Linked DNA regions of Homo sapiens: region 1 is linked to region 2. A link is a contact called in ENCODE Hi-C or POLR2A ChIA-PET data. All regions are on one chromosome and are shown on one strand. The core of a region is the stretch at or near the end of the contact, and the rest is flanking DNA. Distances in the headings are between cores, read along the strand shown. Region 1 holds the start of LINC02219 (long intergenic non-protein coding RNA 2219). Region 2 has its middle 56 kb from the start of LINC02219.

Evidence for each region. A loop is a pair of places that touch in the nucleus more often than their neighbours do. ChIA-PET counts read pairs that join two places held with the same protein, here RNA polymerase II (POLR2A). Pooled maps may share reads with other maps.
Region 1: a map of ectodermal cell shows a loop between it and region 2 (4-fold over the local background). The contact joins the promoter of LINC02219 here to the enhancer-like site in region 2. A Hi-C loop is called at or near these places in 2 of 168 maps with a recorded cell type or tissue (ectodermal cell and heart left ventricle), 10 of 37 single-sample maps with no recorded cell type and 5 of 50 pooled maps. POLR2A ChIA-PET finds 5 or more read pairs at or near these places in 5 of 52 experiments (AG04449, H1, MCF 10A and 2 more).

What each region holds. Positions count from the first base shown.
Region 1 is chr5:68,187,695-68,192,600 of GRCh38, reverse strand. It overlaps LINC02219 (long intergenic non-protein coding RNA 2219), which reads right to left and starts at 2,725. Exons shown (of 3, transcript NR_105003.1): 1 at 2,610-2,725. RefSeq lists enhancers at 4,315-4,858, 4,859-4,906.
Region 2 is chr5:68,130,911-68,136,138 of GRCh38, reverse strand. No RefSeq gene overlaps it. Among named protein-coding and RNA genes, the nearest start is that of LINC02219, 56 kb to the left of the region's middle. Within about 2 kb of position 1,603, at least 2 of the 41 ENCODE cell types and tissues checked have a DNase peak (open chromatin) inside an H3K27ac peak, as active enhancers do.

The sequences.
Region 1 (4,906 bases), core at 1,476-3,975, 55 kb before region 2:
GAGTCAACATCTGACTGCAACTGCATGAGAGAACCCAACAGAGAGCTGCCTGGACTGAGTACTTCCTGAATTCCCAGAAAACCGTGAACAAAATGAAATGAAGGTTTTAAGCTACTGGTTTGGGGGAGTAATTTATTATGTAGTAATTGTTAACCAGTATGGTATCTTCAGTGATATTATTCTTAAGATAACTCATTCAGGCCCTGCGCGGTGACTCATGCCTGTAATACCAGCACTTTGGGAGGTCAAAGAGGGCGGATCACTTGAGGTCAGGAATTCAAGACCAGCCTGGCCGACACGGTGAAACCCCATCTCTACTAAAAATACAAAAATTAGCCAGGTGTGGTGACAGGCGTCTTGTAATCCCAGCTACTTAGGAGGCTGAGGCAGGAGAATCGCTTAAACCTGGGAGACAGAGGTTGCAGTGAGCTTAGATCACGCCACTGCACTCCAGCCTGGGCAACAGAGTGAGACCCTGTCTCAAAAAAAAAAAAAAAAAGAAAGAAAAAAAGATAAGTCATCCAGAATCAAAGTTAATACAGAAACATTTATATTTAATTATTTTCCCCAATGGTTATAGACTATGCTCAAGAAGAGAAAGATAACAATGGTGTAATTGACCTAAGAACCTCGTAAACTGGATCATGCAATGTTTTAAATGACTTTTTTTTTAAGTATAACCTTGAAAAGCAGCTTAAGTTTCTTCAAACTAGAAATATATTCATGGAACATAAGTATTCTGAAAAAACAATATTCAATTTAAGAAAAATAAAACAAAGATGACCCTTTAAATTACAGCTACAGTTGTCTTATTTCACATTATCAGTGCTTTTCAGAACAACTGAATTTTTTGTTTTTGTTTGAAAAAAAAAAGTTATCCTGAGACTTTATTTACTCTAACCACAGTGAAACACATTCTGGTCTGGTGATCAGAGGAAAAATACAGGAAGATAAGCATAGACTCCTGCCTCCCACCCCTCCAGCCAGATTGTGTGGCACATGCTCCTCCCATGTTAAATTCATAGAGATTTTCAATACTATAAGAATTCAAGTACTCTGTTCAATTAAAGGGTGGAGCATGATCCATTTCCCAAGAATAGTAGCTTCATGACTCTATGGACAGAGCGCTTGTCTAAAGATGCAGGCTCTAGTCACTGCAGAAAATGCACTCTAACAGGTGACAATTTGAGGGCCTACCTGAGAAAGCAGCTAAAATTGCCTCTTTATTTTGGTTTCTCTGTTTGCTAAGTTGTAATTACAGCCCTGACCAACCTTAAGAGTCACTGTGACCCCCTCAGGGCTGAGTTTGCACAAAGTCTCCCTCCCATAGTACAAGGGGAGCTGCTTAGGGGGCAGGAGGCAGGGAGAGGTCCATTCCCCATGGTAGGGCTTGGGGGATGTAGTTGCCCCCTCCCTCTCCCTGTCTCTTGTTGTTCAAAAAAATGATCTTAAACTACAAAAAAAAAAAAAAAAAAAAAAAAAAAAGAAAGAAGGAAAGAAAGAAAGAAAGGAAGAAAGAAAGAAAAAGAAGTCAAAGTCACTGTGTAGGTTGGGAAGGCTGCAAACTGGTTAAGAAAAATCAGTGTGGGAATTAAAAATACTAAATTAGCTTTGCAAATATGATACTTTTCAAAATTAAGTAAACCTGCTTTTTTTAAAAAAGGTTAATCTTTAACATTTGCATTCATCATGGCCACATGTGCTCGCGCTGCTGCCTGCCTTTTGCCATCTTAATTGCAATATTCACATATAAGTAGGGTAAGTGAATGTGTGTGGGTGGAGGGTTGGGGGATGGGCTCAAGCAAATAAACATAAAACTCACTCAAGGTCCTTTTGGGCTTGACATTAATGAATGGAACAAGTGGGGAGATACTATTTTCATGACTGCACTAACTACGTGTGGTATGTAAAGTCCATATGAAAAAAAGACAAATAGGCCAGGCATGATGGCTCACGCCTGTAATACCAGCAGTTTGGGAGGCTGAGGCAGGTGGATCACCTGAGGTCAGCAGTTTGAGACCAGTTTGGCCAACATGGTGCCATCTCTACTAATAATACAAAAATTAGCTGGGACTGGTGGCAGGCACCTGTAATCCCAGCTACTCGGGAGGCTGAGGCAAGAGAATCACTTGAACCCAGGAGGAGGAGGTTGCAGTGAGCCGAGCTGGTGCCATTGCACTCCAGCCTGGGCAACAAGAGCGAAATTCCGTCTCAAAAAAAAAAAAAGAAAAGAAAAAAAAAAAGTCAAATTAGGTGTTATCTAGACAACAAACAAATTCATAGTTCAGTTTCTTTACATGGTGAGTCCTTTTTTTTTTGAAATATGCTTAAAATATCAAAGTTTGCCATATACCAAACTTTTTAAGGAATATCTCTTATTACAAAAACAAGGGCAAGTTTGTATCCAATAACATTGGTTCCCAAGCCTAGGAAAAACAGACATTTTAAAATACACTTGCCTTTTTTTAAAAAAATTAATCAAACTGTTAAAATTTCTCCCATTATGACTCCTTTTCCCCTATGTTTGTAAGGTCTTATTCTTCTCTACTTCGCTCCAAGTTCCCTTCCTCTCTGAGATCTTGGGATGTTCTTGTGAATCCTGGTCTTACCTTGGCTGGGCCCTCACTCACTTCACTCACTTCTCTGCATGCAATTCCAAAGCTATGCTGAAACTACTTGCTTATATCCTGTCTTCCCCATTAGACTGTGAACTCCAAGGGACCAAGGCCTGTGACTTATTTATTCATCTCTACGTTTCCATGTCCATTGTACAGCCCTGTGTGCAACAGGTGATCAAACAATGCCGAGTGTCCTGTCATTGGACCCTTCTGCTGTCACATCGTTAGCTGTGCATTTCTAATATGCAATATGTCTCTTCGCTTTAATCCTTGTGATTTTCCACTGGATTCTTTTGAGTTTTGATTCTGAGGTTCTTTTTTTTTTTTTTTTTTTTTTTATGAGACAAAATCTCGCTCTGTCACCCAGGCTGGAGTACACTGGCTCACTGCAACCTCCGCCTCCTGGCAATTCTCATGCCTCAGCCACCTGAGTAGCTGGGATTACAGGCACGCACCATCATGCCTGGTTAATTTTTGTATTTTTAGTGGAGAGGGGGTTTGGCCATTTTGGCCAGGCTGGTCTCAAACCCCTGGCCTCAAGTGATCCCCACCCCACCCCCTCTGCACCGCCTCCGCCTCCCAAAGTGCTGAGATTATGGGCGTGAGCCATCACATCCGGCCTGATTCTGAGGTTCTTAATTAAGAAACAGAAATCACGTCAGCTGATGTGAGGCTTACGGAAATTGGTGTGTTTGTGTGTGTGTGCATGTGTGTATGTGTGTTTATGTGTGGGTGTGGGTGGGTGGGCTGAGCATTGTCTCCCTTTCTCTTGCTTTGCTCCTAACTTCCACACCCCACCCTCACACTCTATTTTCATTCCTTCTGATTTCTCTTTTTGGAGCACATCTGAAGGTGAGAAAACTTCATTGTATTACTATATTTGTACTTGCCAAATACTATGCTGAATCCAGCTGCAATTCTTAAATGATTCTGAAGAAAGTGGTATATATCTAGTGCAAAATACATTTCCTTGTAATCTCTAACTATAAGCATCCTCTTCTAGTTTCTAAGTATGGCATGGTGTAAATAAAACTGTCTGAACTTTTTCTAGCATAAAGAAACATAGCCTAGAAATATTCCAAAGTCAGTACAAATCACCCTTTTAAGAATATCTAATGGCATGGGGAATGGTTACCAGAAGGAAAAAAAAAAAAAGCATGGTATAAAGCTAAGTAGGATTGAATTCCATTTAGGTATGTTCATTTTTTTCTCTTTCTTTCTGTGTGTGCACGTGTGTATGTAAAGATTGAAAGGTAATACATAAGAATATAAGCAAGTGCTAATTGAAATCATGGGACTTATAATTACTTTCTTCATTATACTTCTTTTCTGCATCTTCTCAATTTACCAAATTATGATGTACTTTTTAAAACAGAAAAACACACACACACACAAAACCCCTGAAAAATTCAAAAATGAAATAGAGTGCGACATTTAAAAGGAAATCTGTTTTATGTATTGTAGCCTGGGAAAAAGGGAGAGCAAAGGGACTTTTTTAAGTGTAATTTTTAAAATGAAACATTGTTTTGAAATTTGCAAGAGTAGAATAGTGTATTGAGCTTCCATTGGCTTAACCAATTAACCACACTGCCATCATCGTTTCGTTTATTTCCCCCTCCCCATTTTTCCTTCCAAGCAGTTTTGGGTTTTTTTGTTTGTTTGTTTTTAAGGATGCCAGTTATGCCTTAATTCGGTCGGATATATTTTATGTAACTCGGCTTTTTTTGTTTGTTTGTTTTCTTTCAGGATACTTTAGAGAGCCTCAAAGCTAACGTGAGACAGCATCTTGGTTCTGCAAGGACGTGTCCTTCAACCCAACGCCCCCCACCCCCACCCAACCCCAAGCAAATATCCTGTTGAAGTCTCCGTGAACAAACATCTATCAACAGAAAAGCGATATGGTATTTACTCAACTTTTCTTGTGTCCCTTGGGTCGGAGAACAGACTTCAGTGTCTAGGAGAAAGCCCGGCCTCGCCGGGCCTGGGCAGCCCAAGCTGCCCCATTGTGATTCAAGATTCGGGGTGTAAACAAATGCAGTGTTTAACAATCGCCAGTTTGCTTTTAATGTTTTATAGCCATGACTGGGGCTCAGGAAGAACACAGTAGTGTCTTCTTCACTGGAGCTGAAGTCGAGGCTTTATGTCGGATTTGGGCAAGCGGCACTGGCAGCTGCAAGCCCTCAATGGGCGCTTTCTAGTCGCAGAGCGGGCCGCCGCCGCGTTGCTGGGAGCCGGGGCCGGAGCAGCTCGGGAGGGAGCGCGGCGGGGGCAGGAGGAAGCAGGGCTGC
Region 2 (5,228 bases), core at 354-2,853:
TTCATATTTTGTTGATCTCGCTGGCTCTCTTCCTATTTTATTTGTTTTCTTCCTTGCTCCACAAGTTTTGGAAATGGCTTATAACAAGAAGGCATGCCATAAAATAATGATACAATATTACAAGAAAAAAGAAAGCATTGTCATCATTATAGGTGTCTTCAAATCCTGCTGGTCCACTTTTTCAACAAACTAGCCTCAAGATTCTGGCATCTTCAACAGTTTATGTTCTCTCTGCCTCAGTTACCCATTCTCCTTGATAGATCCAACCTTGGTCTTACCAAGAGGAGCTCCACCTCCTCTAATATCTTAAGCTCTCCTTTATCAATTGTTAACCAACTTTCTATCCTTTCTGTTCTCTGCCTCTCATGACCCCAGTGTTTGTTATTCAACCTCATTCTATTTCAATACACCAGCCCTTTAAATGCTCCTTTCCCTTCCCATTGAATATCCTCACCTGTGGCTTGTTTCCTTCCTTATCCAAACTAAATATGGGCTGTGTCTCTTGAACCACTGTCTTTCTGCTGCACCTGTCTCTCCAATTTCCACAAGTGGATCATCCTGATTCTCTGCTGTCTCTTACTTTGGTATGTCACTCCACTACTTATTGCTGCCCCTGTACATTCAGGGTCTCCAAACCCAGACTGGTCCTCAGAGTGCTCTGTGTCCTTTAAAAAATTGCCTTTTTCAGATCCCCTCTCCTTCTCTACCGGGGCCAGACTTTCACTACTCTCTTCAAGCTACCCTCCCCATCTCCTCTGCACCTTATTTCATAGAAAAAATTAAAGCCGTCATGTATGATATCCCCGAAACCCAAGGATTCCTTCTTATGAAATATCTGCCTTCTCACTATCCCTACCTCCACACCTTCAGCTGCAGTAGAAAAGGTGTTCCTTCCCTGAATAAAGTTTATTCTTCTGGGTTGCTGAAGCAGTTTTCATGAGGAAAAGGGAGGTTTCCACGTGTCAGCTGGAATCCATGCTTCTGCATCCTCTCCCTTTAAGGTCATTGCTTGGGTAACTATTTCCTAATATCTACCCTTATAATTGGATCTCACTGTTAAATCTAGGCGCTCCTTCATGGGCTCATTATTTAAAAATCTGGGGGCAAGTGGTAAGATTTGTATGATGAGATACAAATGTGCTAATTTCTTGACTACCTTATTCCATATTCTATTTTGGATTCTGCATTGCTAACGTACCCAGGACTTACACTTTTTATTTAATTTCTTTTTTCGGTTTCCTGTTAGTTCTTATCAAACTAGGATTTAAGAGAACAAGGTTCACATTTACCCATACATGGAACAATCAGGGCCAATATCAACAATCTGTTGACAGGAGAACAGGAGAGAAGGTGCTCATAAAAGTTAATAAAAACGGAGCTTCAGATGATCCTCAACAAAGGAAAATGATCTGCAGAAACAGGAAGCTCTTCATTCCAAATCAATTTATTTTGACAATATTAGATTATATATACAAACTGGCCTGACTCAGGGTTTTTTCATATACTTGCTAAGTCTTCCGTAGAGGAATGGCCTTTGGGGAAAAAGCACCCTGAGTCAAGCTAGCCTAGGTAAAGCCCCACCCGGCTCAGTGCCAAGCCTGGCATTCAGCACTCTGAAGATGATTACCCAAGCCATCAGGTACACAGAATTTCTGTCATTCAAATGATGATCACTAAGCCAAACTTCTGAACCATCTCAGGGAGAAAGATGTAACTCTAAGTTTACTAAGCTGGCGCCACCAGCACTTTTGTGGTGGATACACGATTGCTCAGCAGGGGTCCTGCCTCCCTTCACCAAGATGCTTCTGCATAGCTGCAGACCTTGCTCGTGCTCAGCCAGAAAGAACTGAAGCCTTGGGAAAGAGGAGTTTAACACAGAATCCATGTCGTGGGCATTTGCGAAATCTCCTGCGAGACACTCCCGCAGACAGAAGCAGTGTAGTGTGATTCATGTTAGGGAGTCAGGCAATCCTGGGTTTGAATCAAACTTCAGATCGTTCTTTAAGTTTTGGTTTTCTTATCTGTAAACTGGGGATAATAGCAATATTTGCCTTAAGAAGTTGCTTTAAGGGTTAATTATAAAGCCCTCAGCTTTATAGATAACACTCAATGTTTAGTGTATTGTTAGTATTTCTGTCTTTACATCTAAGACTCCACTCAGCCTTATTTTGGAAAGAATCTTTGCCATTGGAAAACACATTCAAGGATCATGCAGTGTATGAGAGGGTAAGAGGAAACCAGAGCTGCTGGTTGAATGTACTGGCTTGAAATTAGCAGGCCTTGTTCCCTTCATCCCAGACATAACAGGAGCAGCCAGTTCTCTGTGGTAGGAAAATCTGAGGACTCCCTGGACTGGGTTACCCACAGCAGAGCTGGGTTCACTGGAGAGGCCACAGCTAAGGATGGACTCTAGTTGGGGAGGGCAAAGCTGGACTGGGGGTGGTGGGGAACAACCAAGAATCTAGAAAGAATTTAGGATTAAACAAAGTGTGTCTTAATTTGAATGAAAAAGGCAGATTATGAGTCAAAATATGCCCCATCCACCGAATAAAGTGCCTTTACTCTCAGCACCCTCTGCTGCTGCATGAGTTAGCCCTGCAAATATACAGATATCTGTATCTATAAACATAGCTACGTCTATATTTATAAATGTAATTATATCTGTAAATACATCTATATCTATAGCTATAATCTATTATGTAGATCTAGGTCTATACACATCTGTCTAGATCTTTATAAGAAAAACAAACTCTATACAACAAAGAGTTTACATTGGATATCTTTGGGTGTATAGGATTATGGATGTTAAGAAATTTATTTTTGCTGTCTGTGTTTTCTGATGAGTATATCCCCATTTGTAACAAAATAAGACAATAATAGAACATTAATTTTGAAAAAGACATTGGGGCCGGGCACGGTGGCTCACCCCTGTAATCCTAGTACTTTGGGAGGCTGAGTCCAGCAGATCACTTGAGGTCAGGAGTTTGAGACCAGCCTGGCCAACATGGTGAAACCTCGTCTCTACTAAAAATACAAAAATTAGCTGGGTGTGGTGGTGCATGCCTGTAATGCCAGTTACTGGGGAGGCTGAGGCAGGGGAATCACTTGAGCCTGGGAGGTGGAGGTTGCAGTGAGCCAAGACTGTGCCACTGCACTCCAGTCTGGGTGACAGAGCGAGACTCTGTCTCAAAATAAATAAACAAATGAATAAAAATGAAAAAGACATTGGAAGGAAGGAAAACAAAATTGGGGTAATTCCAGCCTTGGTCAACTTCCTTTTGTCTCTCAAGAGAGGGAGAACTGGGAAGACGAGGGAAGGGAGGTGCTGTCAGTGAGGAGGGTGAGATTGGTTTAGACTTGGTCTATAGTCTAAACCAATTCCTTAAGATGGCTTAAGGAAAGCCCCTTCAATCTGCTCATGGATTCAGTTCTTAGCTTTTTTCCATGGCATTTTATTTCCGGGTTAATCCAGTTCATTATTAAAGTAAAACCAAGAGTGTTTTGGTTGGGCCACTTTGTTCACCTCACCAACCCCACCTCCATACCTTCAGCTGCAGTGGTGCAGTAAAGTAATTCATTCATGTGGTTCCTCTAACTCTCAATAAGTAAAGATAGTGGATTTTAAATAAGGTCTTTCAAAAAGAAATTAAGTATAGGACACCCAAGAAACAAACTTATTTTAATTTCTCAAATGTACTGTCCACACAGGTAAAGTCACTAGCATCCTGATAGTCAATTTTTAGGCTGTGTGTCTCCTGGGTTTCTCAGGTTAATATTTTGGTCAGGATTCAAATCTAGAAGGCATGGAAGCTTTATTATGGGAAGGTGGATGAATAGATACAGATCTAGAAATAAATAAATTTTTCTTTCACTTTGATGTGTTGCGTAGAATCCTTGACTCTGATTATGAAAATGTTTGAGGCTCACACTGGAGACAGGACCAGCAGCAGATGTGATGAAAGAGCAGAAAGCCAAGGGCTTCACTATTCTTCTTGTCCTTGGGTCTCCATCTGAAGCAATCTTCCTCCAGCTCCAATACAATTCTCCCTACCAGAGCATGACCTTGCTTTCCATACCCTTACATTTAGCCCCAGTGGACATTTACACTTTGCTATCTCACTGGCACCTCAGATTCAAAACAACTGAAACTGGAATGTTTGGAAAGATCTGTATGGAATTCTTTATCTTTGCATACAGATCTGCTTTCCCTCTCATATTTCTTGCAATGAGCAATGGCATTACCATACATCCACAAATTGGGATCATTGAAGTCACTTTTGATCCCCTCCTTATTGTGTTCTCTATGTCCAGTCAGCACATTGAAGATTGCAAATTTCAGTACAGTTTTTACCTCTTTCTCCATCTGTGCCTTCATTTTTTTCTTGTCCCACTTTCCGTCCTAACCAACTTGGCTTCAGTCTATTTCAACTCAGTTCAAGTCTTTCTGATTACATTCAACTTAACATTATTGCACACCTTTTCATTGCTCAAAAGAATGCTAAATACTGGATATGCAAAGTTTATAAAAACAGATAATAGCTAATAATCATAGGTCTTTACCATGTAATAGATATATCCTTCACATGTCTATTATTTAATTTTCAGAGATACCTGAATGAGGTAGGTATTAGTATTATGTCCATTTTATAGATGAGAAAATCAAGGATTAGAGAGATTAAATAAAATTGCTGAAAGGTACACAGCAGTGCTTGTTGGTGTTAGGTGTGGATCTGGGCTGTCTGTTTCCAGAGACTGAACTTTTCATTTTTAATAAGAGAGGTTTCCGGTTTCAAGGAGTTACAGACTAGTGGGAGAGGCAACATACAAACATGAACTGGTATAATGGTCCAGTGGGAATATGAAGCAGGGTGTGAGGTCAGAGAAGGCTTTACAGAAGTTACATTTGACCCAAGTCATCCATGATGAATAAGAGTTAACCAGTCTGGGCACAGTGGCTCACGCCTGTAATCCCAGCACTTTGGGAGTCTGAGGCGGGTGGATCGCGAGGTCAGGAGATCAAGACCATCCTGGTTAACACGGTGAAACCTAATCTCTACTAAAAATACAAAAAATTAGCCTGGCGTAGTGTCAGGCGCCTGTAGTCCCAGCTACTCAGGAGGCTGAGGCAGGAGAATGGCGTGAACCTGGGAGGCAGAGCTTGCAGTGAGCCGAGATCGTGCCACTGCACACCAGCCTGGGTTCAAGCAATTCTCCTGCCTCAGCCTCCT